2 separate regions of the Mus musculus genome follow, and region 2 is linked to region 1. The links are chromatin loops, found by intact Hi-C in ENCODE. Cell type or tissue: heart. All regions are shown on one strand.

The links. A loop is a pair of places that touch in the nucleus more often than their neighbours do. Peaks named below come from ENCODE experiments on the same cell type or tissue, not always from the same donor. Only the 100,000 strongest peaks of a DNase experiment are listed, where the experiment ranks them.
Region 2: a loop joins it to region 1, with 3 times the contacts of the local background. A loop is called at or near these places in 1 of 42 quality-filtered maps.

What each region holds. Positions count from the first base shown.
Region 1 is chr11:66,909,955-66,917,954 of GRCm38, reverse strand. Pirt (phosphoinositide-interacting regulator of transient receptor potential channels) reads right to left here and starts at 5,964. Exons shown (of 2, transcript NM_178656.3): 1 at 5,813-5,964. The region is part of intron 3 of Gm12298 (predicted gene 12298); the gene reads left to right. In heart, a CTCF peak has its summit at 3,526 (motif pointing left); DNase peaks (open chromatin) are centred at 3,494 and 4,674; H3K4me3 peaks cover 1,596 bases; H3K27ac peaks cover 3,056 bases; H3K27me3 peaks cover 1,572 bases.
Region 2 is chr11:66,958,756-66,966,755 of GRCm38, reverse strand. It overlaps Tmem238l (transmembrane protein 238 like), which reads right to left. Exons shown (of 4, transcript NR_169093.1): 3 at 2,687-2,790; 4 at 1,740-2,600. Among named protein-coding and RNA genes, the nearest start is that of Tmem238l, 7.7 kb to the right of the region's middle. In heart, no CTCF peak of the experiment used is centred here; a DNase peak (open chromatin) is centred at 4,835; H3K27ac peaks cover 1,097 bases; H3K27me3 peaks cover 960 bases.

The sequences.
Region 1 (8,000 bases):
GTGTGCAGAGACATCAAAACGTAAGACACTCACCACAGCAGTCAGGCTCTGATGGAAGATATCAGGGAACAGGTAAAAAGAGTGGAGACAGAGAGCAGTGTTGGATTAGGTAAGAGGAGAGATGCACCCTGAGTTACAGGAGCGCACAGTAGGTAGATCACTCTGGCTGCAGGATGGAGAGATAGAAAAGAAGCCAAGAAGGATGCAGAGTAATTTAAAACCAATGCAGGTGGGAGATAGGGCAGCTTGGTGTTTGGCTGTAGCCATGGAGATAGACGGAGTAGAAGCTTATTAGAGTGGAGACAGCCGGACAGGATGATAACTGTGAGCCCAACTGCAAAGCGTTTAGGGAAAACAGGGATTAGCTGGGTGATCACAGCTAAGAGAGACAGGTGGGATACACACGCCACTGCCAGGTTAAAGAAATGGCAGTTGGTTGGGTTTGAACTTGAGACAAGAAACAGACATTTTTCAAAGTAGGAAACAATGCCTTCAGTATTGCACAGGACACTTCCACTGTCAAAAAGATTATTGTTTTTCTGAAACTCACTTTAAGTCAGTGGCCTTGATCTGTTAAATCTGGAAGCCCTATGACAGATCTACTGTGATTCTCAACTGAAAGGAGGTTTTTACCACAAGGGTGATAAAGCAGAGCCTGGAAGAACATTGGGGAGCGCTGATGAAGTTTCTTGGGGTTTATGAGTGAAGGAGGGAATGTTCCCCTCTTGGGAGACTCTGGGGAAGAGCATATATGGCAGGCAGTAGCTGTTAGTCCACATTAAATTCAAGCCAAAGGAAGGAGCCAATTACATGGGAGGTTGAAAAAGTTGGGGAATTGATTTGTGAGGGACTCTGAGATCCAGAAGACACTCAGGGAAGAAATTAGGAGAGAACAGATGGGTCTGTGACATAGGAACATCTTGGGAACATTCTGAAAGCCTCTGCCATCACTGAAAAATGATTGCTTCTTTTGCTCTGGAAACAGATGAGGTTAGTAGGGGGGTCATTTACTATTATTCTTATTTTTTTTCACATGTGTTTGTGTGGGTGTGCATGTGCCACAGTTAATGTGTCAATGTCAGATGACAGTGTGTAGAAGTAGCTTCTAGTCCTTTGCCACGTGGGTCCCTGGACAGAATGCAGGCCTCTACCCTCCACGACAAGTGTCTTTACCCATTGAGCCAGCATGCTGGTGCCCTCTCCCTCTCCCTCTCCCTCTCCCTCTCCCTCTCCCTCTCCCTCTCCCTCTCCCTCTCCCTCTCCCTCTCCCTCTCCCTCTCCCTCTCCCTCTCCCTCTCCCTCTCCCTCTCCCTCTCCCTCTCCCTCTCCCTCTCCTCCTCCTCCCTCTTCCTCTCCCTCTCCCCCTCCTCCCTCTCCCTTCGTCCCTCCATCCCTCCTTTTTACTCTCCTTTTCTCTCTCCTTCCTCCCTCTTTTTCTTTTTCTTTTTCTTTTTCTTTTTCTTTTTCTCTTTCTTTTTCTTTTTCTTTTTCTTTCTATTTTGAAACAAGGCCTCACTATTTAGCCCTAGCTTGGTGGGAACTCACTATAAGAGACCAAGCTGGCACTGAACTCATAGAGATTTGCCTGTCTCTTCCTCCTAACAACCTGAACTATTGCTTTTAAAGAAAATTCCACAAGGATTTACATGATCATTCCTCAGATCTGTAAGATTTGTGGTAGCTCAAAATGACCACTGTTGTAACAAGTTAAGTAAACGTCAAGATGTTCTTTTCCCAGAATTCCCTCCAGTCCTTAAGTTTACCCACTAAGAGACAGTTCTCTGTTTAGAAAAGCTCACACAATGTCTCCGGTCCTTAAGTCTGCCCCCTTAATGCAGTTAAAAGTTAACCAATGATAAACACCCAGCCCTAAACTGTGACTGAGAACTGCTCTAAAAAAAAATGTATAAAAGGTGTGTGCTTTAGCTACTCGGGGTCGCTTCCATCCTGATTTCAGGATGACCCCAGCATGCTGGATCAATAAACCTCTTGTGTTTTGCATCAATCTCTGTCTCTGCATCTCTGTGAGTGGGACATCCTGGAAGTAAGGCTTTTTGGGTCTTACAGATCCCCCACCACAGATGAAGGCTGGTGTTGTTAAATTGTCTCTAAGTAGACAGTCAGTTCTTTTTTCCAGGATGTTAGACGTGGCTTTAAAGACTTTAGGTTCAGACCTATCATCAACTTTAAAAACTTCAGTTTCCCTTCTAAGGAAAGCATCAAAAAGGGGTCACCTCTTCCCAAATTTCCAATGGCAGAAGAGTGGCTTAAGGTAATGGGTGTGTTCAATATGTTCTAGGGATCTGTCTCTTTCAAATAATTACTAATGGATAAGATATTCTCAGATCCATTACAAGACAGCAAATGAACACAAACACCCATGGAACCATGATTGACACAGACAGTGCAAAACAACCTCAAGGAGAGACCACCATGCATTTACTAGAGAAGCTAAAACTTCAGACTCTCCCAACATCACATTCATTATACGGGGAATAATTTAGGCAACGGAATAGTTAAACTTCTGATACACGTGACGTTATGCACGAGTTTCAGAGACATTCTGGTAAGAGAAATCAGTAACAACAGAGCATAAATACTGTACACTTGCATTTCTGTGATGTTCTAGAAGTATCTAAGAACTGGCTAAGCTGACAACACTCAGAACAGTGCAGAGTGGGTATGGAGGAAGCAACCAGAAGATGCTTAGAGGATGCTCTCTTGGGTGGATGAACGTGCACCTTCTAGTCAGCTCCTCCTTGCCTTTGGCATGAGGGGAAGCAGTGCCTGGGGGTGGGGGGACGGATATACAGATGCCTCAGTGAAATGGGAGAGCACTAATGTCTGGGAAAGGGACGTTTTGGCTTTTTCCTGACATATTCACCTGTAGCTGAGGACTTGGTGCTGACAGTGATGACTTCAGGCTGATAGTGATGAGAGTGTCCAAGATAATATGGGCTGAATACATTCTTCCTGCATAGAGTCCAGAGTGCCTAAAATGTACCACTAAAGGGTGGAATTGTAAGGGGAATAAATGAATCACCAGTCTGAAGACAGACGATTGATTGTGACTATCCTTGTGGTTCTGGAAGCTCTTTCTTCTCTGAGTGACTTGGGGCTGGAGCAAGTTCTCCTCAACGTCCTGTGCTGTCTAGCACGGACTCAGAACTTTGCTAAATGGTTAAAGAGATAGAGGAGTTTTGGCAGATAGGGTAGGAGGGTTAGGGCTTTGTAGGTATCAGCCAAGCAGTTTACTCAGAGATTTGGTTTTCTTTCCAGTTTTTGGTTGGAGCTGTTGAGGGTTGAAGCCTGGCTGGCTTTGTATTGCTAGGTTGCTGGCTCTTTTCCTCCCCACATGCCTGTTGTAAACCATCCCCTCCCATCTTAGAGCAGTTGGTACAATGGCAGTTGAGAGGCAGCTGTGGACCCGGAGGTGGGAGCTGGGAAAGACCTACATCCCTTGCCCCACCCTTCCTATCTCCAATTAAGGTTCTCATTTCAAATACTGCCCCCCAGTGGCCAAGGGCCCTACCATATTCCTCGTCATCACAAATACTAATTACCGTTCACCTCCTTTTGTTATATGCTAGGCATGTGCTTGCTGTTTGGCTTTACCAAGTCCTTCTGGCAAGTCACTTAGGGAGGTGCCCCACCCCTGATTTCACAGAGGAGAAACTGCAAACTAGAGAGTGTTAAGCAATTAGGTGAACAAAAGACAAGGCTGACTTATGAGTTTGGGTGTCTGTGGCTCCCACGCCCAGGTTCAGGCTGATCCTGCCCTCTGGGTGGCATTTTTGTTTTACATTTTCAAATCAAGGGAACAGTGAGAAAGGAGGGCACTTGAACTGGAGCACGGTCAGTGTACAGAACCGCCATGACTGCTGTCTGGGTGAAGGGTGAGCTGCAGTAAAATGAGGCACCATGGGACGAGATGGTGAGTCCTGAGCTGGGCTCAGTGGAGAGCGAGAGGCAAAGTCACCACCATTGCCACAGAGGATAGATACAGTTTCTGGCATCTGCTGCTTTTTAGCTGGAGAGTCTCTAAGTCCTCCTAGCCTTGTGGGGCGGACACAGTTAGCATCATTCCCAATTTACAGATTAGGAAACTGAGGCTCCCAGACACTTAACCTCAAATTCTAGTCTTTTGTATTCTTTCTAGGGATGGAACTTGGCTTTTTTTTTTTTTTTCTCTTCACTGCCTCCCTGGCCCCTAGAATCCTGTTGCTCTATATTTCACTGTCTTGGCTTTAGAATTCACGCCTCAGCCCTTCATGATGCTACTGCATTCTTTTGAATGGGGTCAAAATGAATGGGGTTCTCATGTCTAGTAAACGGAATGACAAAGTATTCAGCGGGATATGTTTTCGAATAAATAGATTTTTTTTTAAGGATTAGAATAATCTAACACTTATTTGGATATCACCTACTAAAAACTCAACCACTCTTTACTAAAAATTCAAGTGGAGCTGGGCACCCCTTGTACAGCACATTGAACTGCCTTAAAGTTAAGAGAGGCCCCACTGTGTGGCTGCGCTCAAGCCTAGAGTTATCTGACTCCTCTGTCCCTCCTCCCCAGACCCTTCCATCTAGAGAGCTCTGATAGGAACTGGGCTATTCTGGGAATTGCAAGGACCTGGTGACACTGAGGAGAGGCGAGGGCACTGGTGACCTCAGCAAGGGTCAGCTGGTAGGAAGTGCCAAAGGCAGGCCACAGGCTTTGCATAATCGACCTGCGGTGGTCTCCTTATCCAGAGCAGGACCCAGTATGGATAGAGAGTAGGTCTCTCTCTTTCCCGGAATTTCCCACTGTCAGGGCTCAGCCCCAGAGGCTAGATGCAACTCTCCAGGGTCTTTATCTCCTCTTGCTGTACTGCCTCACTTCCAGGACTTCATTTGGTGATGTCGACTCCTCTGATAAGGTGTGTGTGGCCCTGTGCCTGGTCTGATAAAGAAGAGAGAGTGTGGAATATGTTGCTGCTATCGTCACAGCCTCCATCTGTTCCAGGGCTCACAGCGCTCTCGGGAAGGGGACCTTTTTCTCTGAGCTCAGAGCTATCTGGAGGGAGCCACTCACCTTCCTCTTCGGGTCACACAACCAGTGCATGGGCCCTGTGGGGCTCCAGGCTGGAAAAAGAATCTCAAGGGATATGATGTGTTGTTACACTTGGCTTTACCTAGGGGCGGAGTCCCACCGCCCTCTGTCTGAGCAAGCCATGCCTTTGTCTGTGTTTTTGTGTACCTGTCTTGCTCCCTCCTTCCTGAAGTGAAGACTGCCCAAGCCAGGGTACTCCGCCTTGTTTCCCTGGCACTCAGCCAGGGCACCGGCCACACCTGCAGGAAGGAGGGGCAGACCCGCAGCTGCTGAGGTTGGATGGAGGATGCCCAGGGGACAGACAGTCTATGCCCACTACTCCGAGGTCTCCGGGTGTCCTAACACTTGACACGCTGCCGCTTCTGCGCCCGCTCATTCCTTCCCTTTAATGGCTTCCAAGGGAGAAAGGCTCAGAGCTCCACAGGCAGGGCAGCCCTCACTGCACATGGTGTCTTTCCCCAGGTGTACAGCAGGAGATACCCAGCTCAGCCCACTTCTGCCTGTCTCTCAGGGCAGCCCATCCAGCCTGCTTGAAGCTAACTAACTTCATTCCATCTCATCTTTAGTATTCACACTGCCTTCCAACTCTACTTCAGAGACTCAACGCACTCCAAAGCAAACTTCAAACCGTCCTTCTTTCCAGGGAGACATAGCAAAGGGCTGGGACTGGGGTGGCAGGGCAAGGTGGGTGAGGGTGGAGGGATCCTTTTTCTTACTTACCGTGCACAACGTCCCGGGGGAAGACTGGGGACCTGGGACTCAGTCGGCTCTCGCGTAGGGAGGAAGCTGGCAATGAGTTTCTGCTCAAGTCCTTCATCCCAGCTGGAGAAAGGCACCCTGGCCACATCAGTGTGCTGCGAATCCCAGCCACTGAGCAGGCTCCGGCTGGGATGAGCTCACCAGGATGTGGCCTAATGGGTTAACTCTTTGCAACCTGCTGGCGCAGGCACTCGAATGTGGCTTTCTCAGCTCTGCTCAGCCACTATTAGACAAATCTTGTGAAAAATTAATGAAGTTTTTCTGCAGTGTGCCTTTGAGTTTCAGTAGAAGTGTGTATTTGGCTGGTAGTGCCTGGGCAGAGAGGATCCTGACCTAGGTTCAGCAGGCTGTGGAGGTTCTGGGATGGGGGAGGTGTGAGGTGGTGATGGTGGGTTACATGTGATATGTGTGCCTGGCTCAGAAGCTGTGTTCGGGGCAGTATTATTGATAGTGAGATCTGGGCCTCTCTTCCTGCTTTGGATGTTGGAGAGCTCTGTGTTTGTTGAGTTAGGGAACACCTTTAGCTCCAAGATGCAAGGAGTATCTCTGGGAGCACCCCAGTAATCACACTCATGATGGCTACCCTTCATTACACAATGCCAGGAGCCAAGACATGTCCCTCGGGGATAGGTCTAAAGAATTTCCTTCTTGCTTCTCCCATCTAGCCCACTAGTTTTCTATTGATCTTTTTTGTGAGATGCCAGTTACAATCATGAAGATAAGCAAGCAAATCATGGCAAGAGGCAGAAGGACGTCCACTGTTGAGCCCGTCTGCCCGGGCGTGGGGGAAGCCAGTGTGAGCTGATGGGATGCCAGTTCTCAAGGTGTCGATGGATACCCTGCGGTCGGCAGTATTATTTAAGATTCTGGTGGCCAGACTAATTGGTTGTCTTTCTCCCAGCTATTCTGAGAAGATGGAAGCCATTACTGGTGGGGCAGGAGGGGGACTTTGATACCAGCAAGGATACACTGGGGGCTTCCTCTGTGGAGTGTAAAAAAAAGTCTTTCCCAAGAGTCATCAGGGAGGCCTAAAGCCAGTCAAGTTCAAAGCCATGGGCTCTTCCGTCTCAAGCCTTTTGATTTTCATGACTTGCAAAGATGAAGAGGGCTTGGCTATGTCATCAGTGTTTGGTGACATTGAAAGCTGAACCCTTCAGCTGAGGGAGTGAAAGAAGGGAGGCTAAGGGCTCCAGGGAGTTGACTTTGAAGGATTTAGTGGGTGCCACTTCTCTGACGTAGGTGCCTCTTATTCTGTGTTCAGATCAGCTTCTGAGACTGGAGTTATCAGGTGCCAAGGAGCCCTGGGATGAGTTGTTGTGCAATGCAGACAAGAACTTATTTTTCTTTAAATTCAGATTTCTATGTTTTCTTCTCCCTTTTCAGGATGTGGCTACATGGTGCAGAACTAACCATCACTAAGAGTTAATGCCTAATCTATTGTTTTTTCTGTGCTACTTATTATTCTAGGCATTTTTATTTATATAATAATTCACTATTTACTACAAAACCCCATGTGGCGTATAAAGAGATATATTGCTATTCTCTCTTTGGCCTTACACAAATTAGTTCTCTAAGCCTTCCTTTATTAATGGACTCATTTATTTATTAGATGTTACCATCCCTAATTTAAATTACATTTATTTGTTTTGTGTATAGCAGGCACGTGTGTGTGTGTGTGTGTGTGTGTGTGTGTGTATGGTGGGAGTGGGGTAGGTTGTCAAAGGACAACTTGCCAGAATTGGGAGTAGTTTTCTTTTTTTTTTCCCCTCACCACTCAGGTCAACAACCTCGGTTGCTGGCTTGGTGGTAGGTGCCTTTACTTACTAAGCCAACTTGCTGGCTCCCATCATGAAGTTTTAATAAGAAATAAATGAGAAGATGCGTATTGCAATTACCTGAAGAATATTCATGTGGAATGTGTATTTATAATATATGCATGCAGAAAATATACATAAAGTACTTGAAATTAGGGGTCAGACTGGGACAGAATGGCATCTGCAGGCTCCCTCTAGCAGAGCAGAGGAGGGAGGAAGACAGTTGGCTCTAGGCTGTAGGCTTTGGGGGGGGGGTTGAGTTGATGGGGTTGCTGTTCAGGTTTAGCATTGATGGGGGTAGTAAACAGGTCCTGGCAATGGCCTCTGTTTCAGAC
Region 2 (8,000 bases), 49 kb before region 1:
CTGGACCTACCACTTTCAACTCCTTAAAGGTGCAAATGACACCCGGGATTCCCTGCAGTGAGGGCTTTGTGTGAGGTGGGAAGCAGCCACTGCGGCTCAGTCAGTCTTAGCTCTTTCGGTCTTTCTTTGGTGTGAGCATATGCCCTGGGCTAAGTGTGAGCCTAGTTTTCCCCGGTGAGTGCAGATGAGGCTGTTGCTGAGTGGGAGCCAGAGAATGCATTTGGTACCCAGCCCAAAGAAACAGAGACTGGTTCCATTTCTAGAACTCAACAACAGCAACAGTAACAACAACAACAACAACAACAAAATAGCCAGCTGTGTTGTTCTCATGAAGAGAAGCTAGGGGGACTCTAGCTCAGTGTCTTCCTAGGGACTTTGGTCACTAGCCACATGTCTTACTGTAATAATAGCAGAACCTCACGTAAAAAGAGCTGGTCTCTCCTGGGTATGGGGCAGCTCCTCCCTACACATTTCTAATTGACACTATCAATAGGGTTATGGATGATGGAGGTCAAGCAAGGTTCTGGAGAAGAGCTCCATCTTTCTTTATTTCTTTTGTTTGTTTGTTTGTTTTTTCGGGTTTGGGTTTCTCTGTGTAGCCCTGGCTATCCTGGACCTCACTCTGCAGATACTCTGGCTGGCCTCAAACTCAGGAATCTGCCTGCTTCTGCCTCCTAAGTGCTGGGATTAAAGGCGTGTGCCACCACTGCCCAGCCCATCTTTCTTTTAACTGGGATTTTTTTTTATGATATCTTTTCAGATTATATATATATATATATATATATATATATATATATATATATATATATTAGTTTAATAACAAATAAAAATTTCAAAAAGAAAAAGAGAAACAATAGAAAATACTATTAGCTAAGTAGCCTAATATATAAATACAATGAAATTATCTCTAATTTCTTGTGGGTATCCATGTATGTACGTGCATACTTACTTTTTTTGAGGTTATTACTTTATTTTTTATTAGATATTTTCTTTATTTACATTTCAAATGTTATTCCCTTTTCTTGTTTCCCCTCCAAAAACTCTCTATCCCATTCCCCCCCTCCCTTCCCCTGCTTACCAACCCACACACTCCCACTTCCCTGTCCTGGCATTTCCCTACACTGGGGCATTGAGCCTTCACAGGACCAAGGGCCTCTCCTCTCATTGATGTCCCACAGGCCATCCTCTGCTACATATGTGGCTGGAGCCATGGGTCCCTCCATGTGTACTCTTCGGTTGGTGGTTCCCTGGGAGCTCTGGGGGTACTGGTTGATTCATATTGTTGTTCCTCCTTTGGGACTTCAAACCCCTTCAGCTCCTTTGGTCCTTTCTCTAGCTCCTCCACTGGAAACCCTGTGCTCAGTCCATGGGTTGGCTGTGAGCATCCACCTCTGTATTTGTCAGGCACTTGTAGAGAGGCTCTTCTCAGGTTTCTGAGTCCATCCTAATACTGAGGAGCCAAGCTGCTAGCTGAGCCCAGAGATTCCAGAAGAGTCTACCTGGTGAGGCTAACCTCTGTGCTCCGTGTATTCCATTGTGTGTGTGTGTGTGTGATGGCAGTATAATTACTCAAAGTAGACTCCCAAGATAAATAAATGGGATGACAGTGCCCTAAAGCTGAGGGTGTGAGGAGATTATGTCACCATGCAGACTCAGAATCATATCATGTCACACACACAACAATATGTCCATTTCTTTCTGCAGGCAAATACCTCATACCATAAATGACGTGAGACATCTTAAAGGAAACACGAACATTATAATCCCTAATATAAATACCAAGTACAAAATCAGGCTATAGGAAATATAAATTAGTTGTGTAGGTCAGCTTGGATGACGTCTTTGTGATTGTCCCTGGAATGGCGGTCTTTGGTAGATTCTGGGGTCAGGCTGTAGTAGACTACACGTAATTTAGCCTAGAAATGTAGTTTTATCCTTTAAGACATGAACAACACACAGACAGATAGCACAGCACAGTCCTATAGTGCTTATCAGAGAAAGTGCCTGATAGTTTCAGGTGACCTGGAGCACACTGTGAGCAGCCCTCATGGCCTGGCTCTGCACCTAGGTGGGCCTGCGTGAACAGGAGAGTCCTGTGTGCTCACTGCTGCCTGCGCATTCATGTTGCAGTCTCCATGTTGGAATTGGCTTCTGTGTATCCCCTCAGTGGTGGGATGAAGAGAGACCAGGCACTTGGAGTCTAGTGGATGTCAAAGGGACATGACAACAGTACTGTGGGCCGCATGCTCACGGGAGACCCCGATTTCAGTTGGCAGTTCTTTGAAAAGACTTTGACCAGAGGTTTCTTTGGTATCTAAGCCAGGAGTGGAGTGGTTCCTATAAAAGCCCCACTGGTGGAACTTCATGGCTCCTCTGCCCTCCACAAACTTCTGGGGTGCTGGCAGCAGTATCAGTGGTTTGGCACGGGGAGATTGGGCTCCAGAGAGAGTCCTGGTATTCACAGTCATTCTCGGCTATCCTGGTGGGTGATGTGAAGGCTCCGTCATCGCAGCATCTGGGTCCCTCTTGGATACTATCGGAGGGTGTGCTGCAAAGACTGCATACCTTGATTTGATTCTTCTGGGCCAGACAGACCCATGCTGGACAAAAGTAGACAATTATGGATCAGGCAAGACTCAATGGCTAGACCTGGCTCTGAATTCCAGGGCCGTCCCTCGATACCCACCAATTTCTCTTGGAGTACTTTAAACAGATCTGAGACTCAGATTTCTTCCATCTGTAAACTGGAGCTTTGAGTGCTTTGTTCTGAGTTGGAAGCATGAGTGGGACCTGAAAATAAACCATTGGTTTGTCTGCTTACAAACAGTGGCCTTATCAAGTATTCGCTCCTTAAACACAAAGCGAGTGCCTCATCCTGGGCTTTTGGTTCTAATCTCTGCCCTATTCCTAGAAGTCCATCTTTGCTCATCACTCTCAAACCCCCATTTTCTCCCTCCACTCACCCTCTCATTCAATTCCCTGTACCTACCCCACCCCCTAGAAAGGAATCCTATGCTATCAGGCCACTGTCCTGCCTCCTTAATTTCATCACCAAACACTTTGGAGAGCACTCTGCACCCAGGCCTTGTACATCTCATCAGTCACTCCACACATAGCACTCATCTGATCCTTCCCAACTGTTCACTGATAAAGACTCATTGCTGAGATGTGTGACCTTTCCTGAGGCTTCGGTGCCTCTGAAACATACCAAGGCCAGTCCCTGTGCAGTTGATCATGTCTTCCTTTGTCCTCTTTGCCAGCTTCATCATGGCACTCCCTTATTATTACTGGGAACTTTCACTTAGACTTCTCAACCTATGTTCCTTGTCTCATCCTCTGAGCACAGGCATGGTCCACAGCTCTGACCTCGTCTTCCATGGGCCAAAGGCCATACTTTTTCATAAAGAGCCAGATAGTCAGTAGTTCAGACTTGTTAGGCTATCTGGTCTCTGGTTGAACTATCTAACCCCTCTACTACTGCATAGAGCAGCTGGGGTTAATAACAGAAGTCAAGGAATGAACGGAGAGCCAATGAGGCTTTACTTACAAAAATAAGAGGCAGGGAAGATTTGGTCAGAGGCCATATCTGCCAATGCCCAGTCATGTAGAAAGTCTAGCTCCAATGCTTACTGGCTCTCTCACATTGCTCAAGTGGGTTAATCACTATGCTCCTTGTAATCCAAATGTCAATGTCTGTGATAAAGAAGATGATGATGAAGAGGAGAAGGAGGAAGAGGAGGAGGAAGAAAAGGGAAAGGAAGAGAGGGGAGTTGTTCCATGGTTCTTTTCTCAAAGCATGATAGTATGGCGAAATGGAATAGGAGCAGTCCCTAGAGCCTGGCTCAGAGAGTCTTAATGTTCCTCCCCATGTCTCCTTTTTTCCCCCATTCTCTACAGTCTCCTCCTTCTCCTCAGCTTCTTCTCTCTCTACAATCTTATCCATAGTCATGTCTTCGGCTCTGCCTCCAGCTCTATACCTGATCTGTTTTCTGAGCTTGAGCAATGCACATACTCAACTATTAGGTAGTCCTGCTCATATGTTCCATTTGCATTTAAATCTCTCTGTTCTTGAGAGAAACATGAATCATTTGAATTAAACATGGCTTCTCCTGACCTCTCTTGTTCTGGGAATGGTGGCACTTTCTGAGCTTTTGTCACAGCCTGTCCCTGAAGGGAAGCAGGACGGGCGCCATTTTGTCAGGGTGTCTTTGCCCTCCTACTTATTCCCCTTTTATAGCTATCACTTCTCTCATAACTTTTGTTACCCAGAACTTGCACTTTCTGGGTGTTATCCCCATCTCTGAGCCTGTACCTTCCAGATCATTTCATCCACACTGCTAACTTGCCCTTCCTGGAGCAGGGTAGGGGATGGTAAGGCCATTCTCCAGTCTGTAATGTTGACATCCCCTCCACACCAAGGACCAAAAGCCTCACTAAGTGTTAAAGAGTCCTGCATGAGCTGCACTGAGGATCCCTAAGTACAATATATCTGATTAGCCTCCCTGAGCTCTTTAATTATTTAGTCTCTGCAGCCGTTCTCTTTCCAGGCTAACCTGGCCTATGCCATCTCTAGCTGTCAAGTTCTTATCTGTTTCTCAGGGCCAGGTCAGACATCTGAATCACAACACCACCACCCCCCCCCCTCGCCCACCCCCAACACACACATATCCTTGGCCAGATACATAGACCATGCTTCTAGCCAGGGGCTCTGTGCTCACTCCAGCTTTCAGAGCCTATGCAAGACTGGGCCTATCTCCTGGAATGCGTTTTCCTGTGTACTTTTGTGAAGCGGTGTGCACTTGCAATATCTCTCTCCTCAGATTAGAAATCCCTGGAGAGACTTGAGAGATGCTTGGCTGTTCACATAGCCCTAGCACTGTGTCGGTTCCAGGAATGGGCTTGCCGAACAATTGTGGGTGTCCTTTTACCCAGCTAACCTTTGAGCAGACATAGCAGCAGCGTGGACAGAGAAGAGAGGTTACCTACCTATTTGAAAAAGCAAATGCAGAGGAATAAGTTTCACTTTCCAAAGCTCGGGGCCATAAGCCTTGTATGCCTTTTAGTCTCGATAGCAGCACTGTGGGCGTGCTTGTTCTTGTGGGTGATAGTTTCATGATGGGTGTGTGCAAGTGTGAGGGAAGCCATAGGATGGTATGCGATTAGATTAAGGTGTTTGTGAGGGAGTCATGCTAGTGTATACCTTGAATATCTGTGTACAACGGGGTGGGGGGAGAGATGTATCTACATATGTGCAGTGTATTCATGTGTCAATAAAACGAAGGAGGCATGTGTGTACATGTATGTTTGCTGAGTTGTAGGATGTGTGTTGTAGAGGCCAGGGAGTGTGTGTGTGTGTGTGTGTGTGTGTGTGTGTGTGTGTTTGAGGGTAGGGATTGTCTTAAATTTGCAAATGGATAAGAGTCTTTACGTGACTTTGCCTAGGGACTTATCTTTATGGGATATGCCCGAGAAGTAAAAATAAATAAAAATAAAATGAAGCAAACAGTCCTAGAAACACAGTGGCCAAGAGATAAAAATCAAGAAGGTCTTGCTCTGTACACTGTTGGGCTATAAAAAGGAGCCAGTTATCCTGAAACTTTCTGGGCAGCCTTTAAGGGTTAGCACCAGTTGCCCTCTTGCCTCTGGAGAACTGGCACACTGCAGAGAAAGGGATGGCAGAGCTGCCAGACCACAGCTCTGTTCTAGGGCAGACTAGGAACATGGCCTGCTTAACTCAGGGGCAGGGTGGAGCAGGTCCTATCTGCTTCATCTTGCAGAGTCTCTGAAGGATGTGGGAGGGGATGTGGCATCGGGCTCTGAACTCCAGAGTCTGCTTCTTTTTCCTTGACCCCACTCTGATTGCTGAGAACTGGCTAAACCAGTTACAATCTGCCATAAATCATAAATAAAGTTGGCAATTATACTGAGGCCAAAGGTTGAGGAATGGAAGGGAATTGGCACCAATCATCTTGGAGAGACAGTGTTGGGCACCAAAGGAAATGTTCACAGAAAGTATTAATGTGTGACTCAGTAGAAAATGCAGTGTCCAGCATGAGTGGAGTGGGGAATTTGGGTTCTGGTCCTTTCACTCTGCTTTGTCTTGCCTCCTCTAGAGGTCTTTCAGGTGCACTATCTGATCTAAGCTTTCATCGTAAAGGAAAAGAAAGTGACTTGTCCGAGGTCACAGGAGAGCAGGTATTCCCACAGTGAGTGAGCAGCCTCTGGAGCAGTCATGTTAAGCTGTTACTCTGGACTACTCTACTTCAGGGAATGATGGAGGAAGAAGGTCATGGTGAACTGATGGTGGCTTTGAGGGCCTCCTACACACAAAGTTTGAAGACTGGAGAAAGTGATGTTGGAATGACTGTGTTCTATGGAGAACATGCCTGGTAGCCCCTATATCTGAAAATCCAGCTGGGCCTAAGTGAAAGCCTGGCATTTGGGAGCAGCATCCATTCCCATTCCCTCTGAGAACAAAAGAACACCCTCTTAATCCTATCTACTGCCTTAGGAGTTGACCATGCTGGGGAGGTTGCTTAACGATAGAGCACTCGCTACATGCATGAGGTCCTGGTTCCTGCCCCAGGACCACACAGGCAGAATTGATCATAATCTTTCAAGAGTGTCTGAAAGGAAGGGTCCACCACTGTCCCAGGTCAGCTAGCAGCTTGATGACAGAGGCTTGACTGAGTGCCCTTTGCCTTGCTTGACCACTGTCAGCAACATCCTTCAAGGTCTACTACCTCTACTTTACAGACTTGGAGCCAGGTATGGAGAAAGAAAGTCACTCTCCCTAGGTCACACAGATAGGAAGGCACAAACAGGACTCAAGCAAGATGGTCTAGAACTTCGTCCCTTTCCTGATATGGAGCTAAGGTATGGGTTTTTAAATCTGAGACAGGGTTTCTTTGAGTAGTTCTGGCTGTCCTGGAACTCACTCTGTAGACAAATCTCTCAAATTCAGAGATCCACCTGCCTCTGCTTCTTGAGTGTACCGCTACCACCTGGCTTTTATTGAACTAAAAAATTTTTTATAAAATATTATATATATATATCTCAGTACACTGTAGCATGTTGTTCATGCCCAGAAGAGGGCATCAGATCTCATTACAGATGGTTGTGAGCCACCATGTGGTTGCTGGGATTTGAACTTAGGTCCTCTCAGACAGTGCTCTTAACCTCTGAGTCATCTATCTCTCCAGCCCCAACTAAACTTTTTAAAATGGCATTTAAACTACATAGTTTATTTATTATGTGTTCATGTGTGTGTGTGTGTGTGTGTGTGTGTGTGTGTGTGTGTGTGTTAACATGTGTGAGAGCATGCCTCAGTGCGGAAATAGAGGATAATTCTCCCCTCCCACCATGTGGGTCTCTGGGGTTGAACTCAGGGCATCAGACTATTGAGCTTCAGTTGGATGCAGGGAGGATGTGGAGGGCAAGGAGCTTAGCGCTGGGTATATCAAAGCTCTGATACCAATTCCTATCACTCTCTGTGCTGCGGCTAGGGCGATCTTTTGGAGACAGACTCAGTTGAATCCTTACAAACCCTTGCTTGTAAAAACCCAATAGAGCAAGGTGGTGGTGGCGCATGCCTTTATTCCCAACACTCTGGAGGCAGAGACAAGCAAATCTCTGTGAGTCTGAGACCAACCTGGTCTACGGAGCATGTTTCAGGACAGCCACGGCTACAAAGAGAAACCCTAGAAAAACAAACAAACAATCCAGCAATCCACCCAACGGTAGCTTATTTTCATTAACGGAATGAACAACCTGTTTAAGAAGGCCCTTGGAGTCTCTGTGCCAGACTGGACCTCTGCCTGCCTCCACCTTTTCAGCCTTTATTCTTAGTCTTTCTCTGCCATCTTGCTCCTTTTAGACATGTGCTTTCCCCAGTCTTTTCCTGAGAGACTCTCTAGTCAAACCCCTTACCCCCTCAGTGCTCAGCCTGCTATCATCCTGGGAAGCCTGTGACTCCACCTTTCATGTTGATTTCCCTGTTG